Regions from separate parts of the Homo sapiens genome. Here regions 1 and 2 are each linked to region 3. Evidence: read pairs that join two places in POLR2A ChIA-PET (ENCODE). Cell type or tissue: Caco-2. All regions are shown on one strand. Region 1 overlaps SNX30 (sorting nexin family member 30). Region 2 overlaps SNX30 (sorting nexin family member 30). Region 3 has its middle 37 kb from the start of INIP.

The links. Peaks named below come from ENCODE experiments on the same cell type or tissue, not always from the same donor. Only the 100,000 strongest peaks of a DNase experiment are listed, where the experiment ranks them.
Region 1: POLR2A ChIA-PET joins it to region 3 with 9 read pairs; 3 of 35 experiments call an interaction of 5 or more read pairs at or near these places.
Region 2: POLR2A ChIA-PET joins it to region 3 with 6 read pairs; 3 of 35 experiments call an interaction of 5 or more read pairs at or near these places.

What each region holds. Positions count from the first base shown.
Region 1 is chr9:112,870,965-112,874,964 of GRCh38, reverse strand. It overlaps SNX30 (sorting nexin family member 30), which reads right to left. Exons shown (of 9, transcript NM_001012994.2): 9 at 1-4,000. Among named protein-coding and RNA genes, the nearest start is that of SLC46A2, 18 kb to the left of the region's middle. In Caco-2, no CTCF peak of the experiment used is centred here; no DNase peak of the experiment used is centred here.
Region 2 is chr9:112,762,369-112,766,368 of GRCh38, reverse strand. The region is part of intron 1 of SNX30 (sorting nexin family member 30); the gene reads right to left. Among named protein-coding and RNA genes, the nearest start is that of SNX30, 14 kb to the right of the region's middle. In Caco-2, no CTCF peak of the experiment used is centred here; DNase peaks (open chromatin) are centred at 1,318 and 1,748; H3K4me3 peaks cover 464 bases.
Region 3 is chr9:112,678,838-112,682,837 of GRCh38, reverse strand. No RefSeq gene overlaps it. Among named protein-coding and RNA genes, the nearest start is that of INIP, 37 kb to the left of the region's middle. In Caco-2, no CTCF peak of the experiment used is centred here; DNase peaks (open chromatin) are centred at 1,647 and 1,917.

The DNA of each region.
Region 1 (4,000 bases), 190 kb before region 3:
TTATTGGTCCTTTAAGTTAATTGAAGTAAAGAAACTTTAAATTTACAAGCTAATATTTATCAAGCAATACAAATTCTTTTGTTTACCTCAAAATGTAATACTAATTCCATAGTAAACAACAATTTTTTTATACACAGATATATGAAAAAAGTGGACAAAAACCTCGTGCCAGCATCAAAAAGTCAACAAAAAAACGATTCTTTTTCCATTTTACAATCTCTGGTTTCCATAACAAACAAAAAAAAGGGTGACATTCTTTTTAAAGTTTGGTAGCTTCATGAAACAAAGACTTCCATCTGTAAATAAATCACTTTCTTATCAACACACTCTCTCAAGCACTTTTTTTATCACAGCTTTTGTTTTGGCATAATGGCAGCATGGAGAGAAGGTAACATTTACACGGTGGACTACATCAATACCTCAGAAGGTTTTTATTTTAAAATTTTAAACGTAAAGAATGACTTTTAAAAATAAGATGACAGTCCATAATGTGGACATGTCCAAAGCCGAAGTTTTTAATCTCTTCTTTAACAGTTAAAATACAAGTTAGAAAGTTTGCTGGCAGTTTATTTCACAGGAATATATCAGATGGACATCATCTCTCAATGCACTCCCAACTCACAGCAATGAAGGGAACAGGCACACAGAAATACAACAGACAGGGAATCCACCAGACTTCATCCAAACTTCAGGGGTGTCTAGGCCAAAAGCGCCTTTAAGAGATGCTGGTTTGTTATTGGATAAAGGCCGAGATGACAGAGCCACTGCTTCATCACACTGACTCACATTTTGGTTTGCAATCCACTTTCCTCTCTCCTCATTTCCACATGGAGGAAAAAAAGTGATTTTCCTTTCCTCCTCCCAGTAACATTTCTGACTGAAGTGTTGGTCTAAGACTGCGAACAATCAATCCTGTCCAACAGGGGTGTTGCTGGGTGTCACCTACTAGGACCAGCCTACAGAGAGCCCAGAACCACCTGGTGTGGGAGTGCTGCTGCTGACAGAGAATATGCAATGCTCCTCGCCACTGGTGTTAACACTAAAGGCTCTGCTAAAATGGACTAAATTACATGAGTCAACATCATGTTTTCTGTTTTTGGCATTTCAACCCATAGAGAATTTCTATCTGAAACAAGCTGCTCTGAGGCTTGAAGATACCCCCCAGTATCTTCAAAAGCTGTTCTGCAGAATCAGGAGTAACATTTAATACTGTTGTCATCTATAGCATTCTTTGTTTCTACGTGATTTGTCAATGCCGATACTATATCCTCTAAAATCAAAAGTATGCCAAAAGGCACTAATCTTTCACACTTAAAAAAAAAAAAAAGGTTTTGTGGTCCCTGTGTTTCCTTACATTATCAAAAATATCATTTGGCAAAAGCAGTCCTTAGTTTTCCCCTCCCCAAAGCCAACCCTAGTGATGGCCCTCACTTTCTTGCTTGTTTCTTTAGGGGGCCTGAGGACTGACTATGTTAGATCTCTATATTATTGAAGCTGAACAACTGATTACATTTCTAAAACTCTTTCTACCCAGGACTTTTAAAACACTAGGTGAAGAAGAATAAGGCATATTAGTAGGTACGGACAAATTCTCAAAAAAGTAGAGTTGGGCTTTGAAAAGTCTGTGGCATTTTTTTAAATTCTGGATTTGTTGATTTTCAAGTGCTAAATACACAGAATGTTTATATAGGAGACAAATATCTTATTGGTTTGTTATTTTTTTAAAGCACTTATTTACAGACTCTCTGTAGTAGTAAAAACTACCTGGAAAACATATTTTTCTGCCACACAGAAAGGGTTAGACAGTCATACTCAGGATGTATCTCAAATTATGATGAAGAAAGAACAGTCTAATCCCCTGCAACAAAGCCCCCACCCCAACCTTTCTAACACAGACAACTTACACACACTCTGATACATGTAACTGTGAGACCAGGCATCTCTCAAACAAAAAGCTGACAATCTACAGGGTGGGTTGGTGAAAAAATGGATTCCTGGTTTATTCACTGAATTGAAAAGATCACAAGGCAGAACAAGGCCGAAGAGAACAATTCCAACACACCCAACGCAAGCTGTGAGGCTGGCCCAGGAGAGAACATTTTCCTCAAATTTACTGATACAGGCCTCCTGCCATCTGACAGACAAGACACAAGAAATGAGAGGGTGTGTCCATCTGCTGCCATCTTGAAGGCTTTTGGAAGTGAGACAGGAAACCCAAGCTCCCAACCTAAGTTTGTAAATGAGGGTGGCCAAAGCAGGGTTGCCCCAGCCCTATAATTGGATCACCCAGTTTCCACAGGTCCTTAAAGTAGGTGTCTGGGAAGGTGGAGTCCAGACTGGTATGCCCTGTCCTGACCACAGGCAGCCCATCTTCTGAGAAGAATCACCCTCAGTGCAGCCAGCAACCCATCTGGCCAGACTGGAACCCAGTTCTAACCCACCCCAAGACCCAAGGAGAAGAGGCTGACATAGGCCTTGGAGGTTGCTCTTGACTTCCCTCTTCCTCCTCTCTCACCAGCTCAAGAGAGAACGTAAAGAATGACTGTCCCGCAGTCCAATGAATGGTGTCAAAACAGAGCCCAATGCCTGTGATTTCAAAGCTAACGATGGCAGGACCAAGTCACACAGTAACTCTGGATGTTCCTCGGGCTGCCATCCCAAAATTCCACTTGCAGACTGCCACATGGTCATCGTGCCCTCCTCTAAAGCAGAACTTCCTGTTATTTGATCACAAAAGGCAGCCTCACAAGAAGTGAGCAGCAGGTGTGCATTCATTCAACTTCCCCATGTGGAGTGGGAACTGGGAAAACCATTCAAATCAACAACATCTAGAGCACACTCTGGGTGGGGCTGAAATCTGGCATGAAAACAGACTTAGCTTACAGTCACCATGATCTCCAGGTCATGCTGGTTTATTTCAACTAAAGAAAGGTGTCTGGTGAGTTGAAGGAATGACGTGGTGGAATATGGAGCCAATCATCTCCATAATCACACTTTAAGGTGAACAGGATTCATTATAAAACTTTTATTAAAGGATAAAACCCAATGCTAAGCCTGGCTGGGTGGTATGTTCCCTCCCCATTGAGGAGCAGTGGTTCCTCGCTCTGAGCAGAACAGCCTAGAATGTTCGTGTAGATCTACCACATTAGTAAGAAAAAGCAGTGCCCATGCTTGCTACAAATCACAAGGCTCTCTTAAACATCATTTGCGTCTCTAAAATCTGCTCAGTTCCTAGGACTCCTCTCTTCTGTCTTCCTCTGGATTTTTAACCCGGGCGAATGAAATCTCCCACTTTCCAGGCCTGGGGCGGCTGCTAGGGAGGGCCTTGTATTCCACTGCCATGTATTCAAGCCTCAAAACCTATGTCTGTCTGCTTGAGGTAAAGTAAATAATAATAATAATAAATACTTAAGAGAGGAGTACTGATCTCAGGGCCACAATTTTGTGAAGTCAAGAAGTGTGAGGTGATGAGACCTCTACAAGGCAGTCTTTGGCACAGAAGCCTCCGTGTGACACTTCTAGGGAATATCTCTTTTGTGCTTGGTCAAAACGAAGAGGCAAATGGTTGGGACTGCTGGCCCTCAGAGGCCCAGGGGAGCCTGCTTCACCACCTAACGTCCCCTTCCTTCTGGGCCAGCCTCCTCACCTCATGAGACACCAGCCTGGAGGCTGGGAAGGAATCCTTTCTCTGGAAGGACTATTTCTCCCAGAAAATCTGTAATGTACACTGGACTTCCTGGCTCTGTTATCAATAACATGCCAGGAGGACATAAAGTTTGCCTTGTTCCAGGTCTTTCTGATATCTTACAGCACAGGGCATCACATGGGGACCAAGCAGAGCAAGCCCAAATCCCACGGTGCCTGCCTCCCTTCAGAGCCAGCCATCTGCCTCTCACTAGGAGAGGGAGTGACCGCGTGCGTCCCACGCCCCTTCCCACATCTCCCAGTGAGGAACCTGGTAAATTTTTTCAAGTGCTGCCTTCTTTCCCAACTAACCATT
Region 2 (4,000 bases), 84 kb before region 3:
TTGGGAAAAAAAAAAGTACATGTGCTTAGGAAACAACCCAATGTCCATCAATGGATGAATAAACAAAATGTGGTATATCCATAAAATGAAGTATTATTCACCCATAAAAAGGAATGAAGTAACACTGGAGGGGTGGAGGAAAAGGAGAGATACTGGTCAAGAAGTGTGAATTTTCCATGACAGGATGAATAAGTTCTGGAGACCTAATATACGGCATGGTGACTATAATGTATTTTATACTTAAAATCTGCTAAGAAAATAGATCTAGGCTGGGCGTGGTGGCTCACACCCGTAATCCCAGCACTTTGGGAGGCCGAGGCAGGTGGATTACGAGGTCAGGAGATCAAGACCATCCTAGCTAACATGGTGAAACCCCATCTCTACTAAAAATACAAAAATCAGCCAGACATGGTGGCGTGCACCTGTATTCCCAGCTACTCGGGAGGCTGAGGCAGGAGAATCACTTGAACCCAGGAGGCAGAGGTTGCAGTGAGCTGAGATCGCGCCACTGCACTCCAGCCTGGGCAACAGAGTGAGACTCCATCTCAAAAAGAAAAAAAGAAAATAGATCTAAAGTGTTCTCACCACAAAAAGGCAATTATGTGAGGTGATGGATATGTTTAGCTAGCTTAATTGTGGTAATCATTTCACAATATTTAAGTGTATCAAAACATGTTGTACATCTTAAGTCTATACAATTTTTGTCAATCATACTTCAATAAAGCTGGAAAGGGAAAGGAATGAAGTACTGATACATACAACATGGAGGAGGCTTTCAGACACTAGATTAACTGAAAGAAGCCAGGCACGAAAGGCCACACATATTGTATGATTCCATTTATATGAAATGTCCAGAATAGGAAAACTCCAGAGACAGATGGCAGATTAGCAGTTGCCAGGGGCTGGGAATAGGGAAAATGGACAGTGTTTGCTCACAGGTATGGGGTATCTTTTTGAGATGATGAAAATGTTCTGGAATTAGATAGCAGTGACCATTGCATTATCTTGTGAATATATTCAAAACCACTAAAATGTATGCTTTAAAAGGGTGAATTTTATGGTATGTGAAGTATATCACAATTTGTAAAAGGCATACATGCCTTAGAAAATCTATAATTTTTGACCTACTTTTCCTCAAATTCCTGTTCTATTCTTGCCATCATTCAGCCAGTTCCTAAAGCCAGTGACCCTAGAGTCTCTTCCACAGTGATCTTTCACTGTTTGTCCTGCACACCTCACAGCTGCTTCTGAACCCGGTAGCTGGAATTGGGACTTCCTTACTGTTTCAGTCTCCTCCCCAAGCCACTGTTGATTGGCCCAGGTTGAGCTCAGTTGATCAGCCTAAAGGTAGGCACGTGACCCAAGCCAGGTCTCCCTGACCTTTTCCCCTGGGAAGATAGACTCACTCCCTTTCTGGAGGCACAGCTGTGCAATGTGAGGGAGGCGCGCTGCCACAACTCCCCCTGCGTCGATGATGTTAGTCTGAGAGAATAAAGCCGACCCTCAGTAGCATTCAGACCCCTGGTTCCAGCTTACTCCTACGTTAAAGCAAGCCTGTCTATAGGCTCACCTTTTTGCTAAGTTAATGCAAGCTAGATATCTATTATTTGCAAGCAAACCACTAACCAGTACACTCTCTGAATCCAGTGAGCCAAAGCCCTACTGAAACTGCCTCCCCCAACCTCCCACTGCAACAGCCTTCTTCTTGGACTCCTTGCCGCCAGGCTCCACCCACCCAATCCCAGCTAGTTCTTGATCAGTGACTCTAACCCCAAACACGGCCCTGTTCCTCCCCCGCTTAAAACACTTGATTGGAATGAAAAGATTAGCCAGGCACAGTGACACATGCCCACAGTCCAAGCTACTCAGTAGGCTGAGGTAGGAGGATTGCTTAAGCCCTGGAGTTCTAGTAAACTATGATTGTGCCACTGCCCTCCTCCACCCTGGCCAAAAGAGTGAGACCCCATCTCTTTAAAAAACAGCAACAACAACAACGACGACAAACACTTAATTGGTCTCCCAATTACTCAGGTTAAAGTCCTTACTATTTGCCACTACAGACCACAGCCAGGACCCTACCAACCTTTCCAGCCTCATCAATCCCCTTGCTCGCTGTGCGTGCATCACTTGACACTGCTAAGCTTTAGTATGTGCTGGTTCTTCCGCCTGAGTTGCTCTTCCTTCTGTCCATTTGTAAGACATGTATTCCTTCATTCTCCAGCTCAAACATCATCTTCTTTGGAAAAGCCACCATCCTCCAAAGCAAGGTCTCACCCTACTTTATTCCCTATACATAACTTTCATCATCTACATGGACATAGGGCATGGAATGACAAAGGAGACTCGAAAGGGTGGAGGAAATGGAAGAGGGGTGGGTGATGTGAAATTATTGAGTACAATATACATTATTTGGGTGATGGGTACCCTAAAAGCACTGGATTTCACTACACAATCTATCCATGTAACAAAATTACATAGGTACCCCGTAAATTTAAACAAATAATTTTTTTTTTTTTTTTTTTAGTCAGAGTCTCACTCTGTCACCAGGCTGGAGTGCAGTGGCACAATCTTGGCTCACTGCAATCTCCAACTCCCTGGTTCAAGCGATTCTCCTGCCTCAGCCTCCCAAGTAGCTGGGATTACAGGCACGCGCCGCCATGCCCAGCTAATTTTTGTATTTTTAGTAGAGACGTGGTTTCACCATGTTGGCCAGGATGGTCTCGATCTCCTGACCTCGTGATCCACCCTCCTCGGCCTCCCAAAATGCTGGGATTACAGGCATGAGCCACGGCGCCCGGCCTGTCACTCAGGTTTAACAAATAATTCTTTTAAAAAACATAATAACTGGGCCAGGTATAGTGGCTCACATCTATAATCCCAGCACTTTGGGAGGCCGAGGTAGCAGGATCGCTTGAAGCCAGAAGCTCAAGACCAGCCTGGGCAACATAGTGAGACGCCTCTCTCTACACACACACACACCAAAAAAAAAAAAAAAAAAAAAAAAAAAAGTTTAAATAGCAAGGCACACCATACACCACTAGGAGCTAAGACTGGTCAGGAGCTGAGGACTACTCAGGAGGCTGAGGCAGAAGGATCACTTAAGCTCAGGAGGATTTTGAGGCTGTAGGAGCCAAGATTATGCCACTATACTCCAGCCTGGGCAACAGAGCAAGGCCCCATCTCTAAAAAATATATATATACATATATAAACTGTAGCAGATGCTGTCAGTGCCCCACCCATACAACCCCTCACCCTGATCACACTTCAGTGCCCACTGGTCTGACTTCCACCTACCAGCATCTGCATGTCTTGGCCTGACCGCTTCCCCTGGCCACTGAACCTCCTCTGCCCACCCATGGGGCAGGCTAGAAAGCACCTGGTGATTCACGTCCAAACACCCCACCCAAGCAGCCGTCAACCAATGAGTAAAGAGAGCTGCTGTTTGAAGACCCCAGCTTCCTCACCTGGAGTGGGAATAACCGAGGCTCGTGCTCCATGCTGGCTCCCAGCGGCTTCCTCCGTGGGGTAAAGCTCCAGCTCTGCTCAGTGGAAACTGGCTTGGTAACGTCGCCTCTGCTGATTGCCTTCCCTTCCCTGTCTCGCTGCCTTGCTCCTCTAATGCCAGTTCCTTCAGCTCTCAAGCGAACTATGGGCGATTAAATGCTTTCTCAGGGTCTGCTTCTAAGGCAACGACAAGACTTAGCACTGCTGTGGCCTTTACTGTGCCCCAGACACTAAACACCCAGCTAAGCTTCAGAATCCCCCTGTAAGATAATCCCAATTTTAGATAGGGGAAACAGAGGCATTACAAGGTTAAGAAACTTGCCCAAGGCCACAGAGCTAAGTAAATACATGCAGCATTTTTCACATGCTACCGCAACCATCTGTTGATGTGTCTCTCTTCTTCACTGGACCATTAACCTCTCGGGGGAGAGATCTTCTTTATCTTTCTCTACAGCCCCAGCATGTAGCACAGAGCCAGGTATGTAGCATATGCTC
Region 3 (4,000 bases):
CTAACACGGTGAAACCCCGTCTCTACTAAAAAATACAAAAAAAAAAAAAAAAAAAATAGCTGGGTGCGGTGGTGGGTGCCTGTAGTCCCAGCTACTCGGGAGGCTGAGGCAGGAGAATGCGGGAACCCGGGAGGCGGAGCTTGCAGTGAGCTGAGATCGAGCCACTGGACTCCAGCCTGGGAGACAGAGCCAGACTCCGTCTCAAAAAAAAAAAAAAAAAAAAAAAAAAAAAGAGCAACATTCAAAGCAAAGGAAACACCTGCACAGAGGCAGGAGGAAAGCAGGTTTGTGGGCGTTGTGGGGAGACCAAAAGCTCGATTTGGCTGGAGCACAGAGAGACATGTCTAGGCAGATAACTGGAAACGAGGCTAACCGGAGGTTAGATCCATTCCAGAGCATCTGGAATTCCAGGGTGCGCCAGACCTCTAGCTTGGTACACAGCGGGGAGACATTGAACATTTGTGGGCATAGGCAGGTACAGAGATGAACCCATCCAGCCCTCATCAGCTCTTGGGAAAGGGGAACATGTGAGGTACTAAAAGAATATTACTCTTCATGTCTGCAAATTCAGAGACAGGTGTGTTCTGTTTACATCTGCCTTTCAACTCCAGCCCCATCTGTCTTCGCTTTCTCTTGCATTTAGTTGTTGGGTCCTTCCCCAAATTTCTCTCTGTTCACCTCCCTCCCCTATCTACCTTTCTTTCCTCCAGTTTTCTTCTGTATCTCTAACTCCAAAAGCCTTTTAAGAAGGAAAAAGCGGCCGGGTGTGGTAATTCCAGCACTTTGGGAGGCTGAGGCGGGGCATCACGAGGTCAGGAGATTGAGACCATCCTGGCTAACACGGTGAAACCCCATCTCTACTAAAAATACAAAAAATCAGCCAGATGTGGTGGCACACACCTGTAGTCCCAGCTACTCGAGAGGCTGAGGCAGGAGAATCGCTTGAACCTGGGAGGCGGAGGTTGCAGTGAGCCGAGATCGCGCCAATGCACTCCAGGCTGGGCGACAGAGTGAGACCCGGTCTCAAAAAAAAAAAAAAAAAAAAAAAAAAAAAGACGGAAAAAGCAAGGCATCCTCACAAAATATTCATTTAATTTTCCCAAGAGCTCAGTGAAGTAGTGAAGTGGATATTTTAGAACTCTATTCAGCATGACTTTCCCACTTCCTAACATTACTCAGATTTGTATTGGCCACGCTCCTTCCCCAACAGCCGGTGTCCTTCAGGGGAAGCCAACAGTGCCCCAACAACAGGAATGGGCCTTACATGCTCCGAACCAGTCAGGGTCATTCCTTATTGCCACAGTGATTGCCTCAGGTAACTCGTGCCCACACCAGTCAGCATGTGGTATTTCCACACCACAGGAATTGGTTTAGGATTGGAGGCATTGCTCAAATGAGACTCCAGGAGGGGTTTGCTGCGCTTATGGAAAAGAGGCAGTCACCTTTCTGAGACATTATCAAAAGGGACTCCCTCTCTAGATATGCAAAAGGAAGCAGATTGTCCTGTGTTTTTTGCAGCCACCTTGTGACCATGAAGTGGAGCAAGTTTTAAAATGAAGCCACCACTCTAAAAGGTACAGCAGAGAAACGCAAAGAAACTGGGCCCTTGATGACATCATTGGGCTGCGGAGCCCAACAGTCCCTAGGTGCTAGCTCCCCTTCCTGTGGAATGCCCAGTGAGGGGAGGTCATAAATCCTTGTTACTGTTTAAGCTGGATTGAAGTAGGTTTTTGTCACTTGTCATAGAACTACCCTCATACGAAGTGTACTAACTTGCTAGCCTCTTAGCCACACATCTAAGCCAAACTCCAGTACACCAGTCCCTCCTCAAGCCCACACCATGCTGCCTCTGCTGCCTTCCTGACACCTTTGTTAATCACCACCCAGGTCAGTTGCCTCCCTTGCCCTTGCGTCTGTTCACTCATCTCCCCTGCACCTACCTGCTGACCTGAACCCTTCCACGACACGGCCTTTCCTGGTGATTTCCCTCTTGGTATCTCTGGAATTCCTTTGGTTCAATCACCAAAATATCTCTAGTATTTCCAAGCCATTCCCACTGTCCCCTTTGTCTCCACTCTTCTTCCTGATACCCTGCTTTCTCAGGAAATCTGTAGGTCTTTGGTACCTCTCAGGAGGAGGTAAGCTGATATGTTTGCCTTCTGGCTGTAGATTCAGCTAGTTTCTGGCCCACTCACCGTTGCCACTCCAGAATATTGTTTTAACTTCATTTCAGAATTCACTTCTTAAAAACGCATGTCTCCTCCCTGCTTAAAAAAAGCCAGGCCAGGCTGGGCACGGTGGCTCGCGCCTATAATCCCAGCACTTTGGGAGGCTGGGACAAGTGGATCACTTGAGCACAGGAGTTCAAGCTCAGCCTGGGCAACATGTCAAAACCCTGTCTCTACCATTTTTTTTTTTAATTAGCCAGGCGGGGCATGCACCTGTAGTCCCAGCTACTTGGGAGGCTGAGGCGGGTGGATCACTTGAGCCCAGGAGGTCGTGGCTGCAGTGAGCCATGACTGCACCACTGCACTCCAGCCCAGGCAACAGAGCGGGACCCTGTCTCCAAAAAAAAAAAAAAAAGCCAGGCCCACTCCAGCGTCATAATTGCCAAGAACCGTGTGGGGGTGCCCCCTCATATCCCCTCAGGACCCTGACTCTTTCATTAGCTTCAGCTCCTCTGCATTACTCCTGCTGCTATCCTGGGGACATTGCATTGACAGCCACCTTGGTGTGGGCTGAACAATACGCTCCTCCTCTCAGGTCCTTGACATCCTCTGCACCTCAAGGCTGCCTTCTCCTCTCTGCGGTCACCACACTCTGGCCCTTCCCTGAAGCTGAAACTGTATATCCCTACCCTTCTTCCCATCATTTCTGCATCCTCTTCTGTAGCCACATACCTTGAGATTTCACATTGTCAGTTACTTTCTATCTTTCCACAGGCTCATGCTTTTGGCTTATATATTTGCACCTATTAAAAGCCCTCCCAATGATCTTATGTCTTTTTCAAGCCTGGTCTAATCTGGCCCATCACCACCAGACTGTATTTACTCTCTATAGCACCTCCCACCACCCCATCTAACCTCTCCTCCTGCACTTGTGACCATATACGCTGCCTTTCTTACTGTCACGGATGAATGGTTCACGCTCCTTTTGAAGGCTGTCTACTGTGTCTTCCCTTGCTCTGCATCCCATTCCATTACTGCCCTATTCCTCTGCATTCCTGTATAACTCCCGCCAAGAGTTGTCTATGCTGCCCATCTCCAGATCCTCTCATCCCGTTGTCTCTGGAGCCCACTCCAGTCAAGCTTCTGTCTCCACAGACTCACTGAAATTATCCTTGGAAAACTGCCAGTCATCTCCACTTGGCCAAATCCAATGGTCAGTTTTCATCTCTATCTTACTTGAACTCTTAGCATTTTACACAACTGATCACCCCCTCTCCTTCTTGAAACGCTGTCCCACTTGACTTCATCAACACCACACTCTCCTGGTTTTCCTCCCACCTTACTGGTTGTTCCTTCTCATGGTCATTTGCTGGTTTCTCCTTCCAAGTGCAAAACGCTGGAATAGCCTAGAGATTAGCCTTTTCATCTCTTCTCTATCTACAGTCATTCCCTGAGTAATCTTATCCAGTAGCATGGCTTTTAGGTACCAACTATCTTTTGATTACTTTCAAACGTATATCACCAACCCTGATACCCCACTCTGTGGTGGGCAGTCTCCAAAGATGGCTGCCATCAATTTCTCCCATCCCTGTCAACATATGCCACTGTTCTCATCAAAAAGTGGAGTCTGTTTTCCTTCCCTCACATATGTGCTGGCCTTGTGACCTGTTTTGACAAATAGGATATGGCAGAAGAGATGCTATGTCAGTTTAGACCTAGCTTGAAGAGGCCTGACAGCTTCTGCTCTTGTCCTCTGTGGAGAACCAGTCACTATGTAACACATCTGACTCCCTGTGACCGCCATGCTGTGAGGAAGCCCAAGCTAACTATGT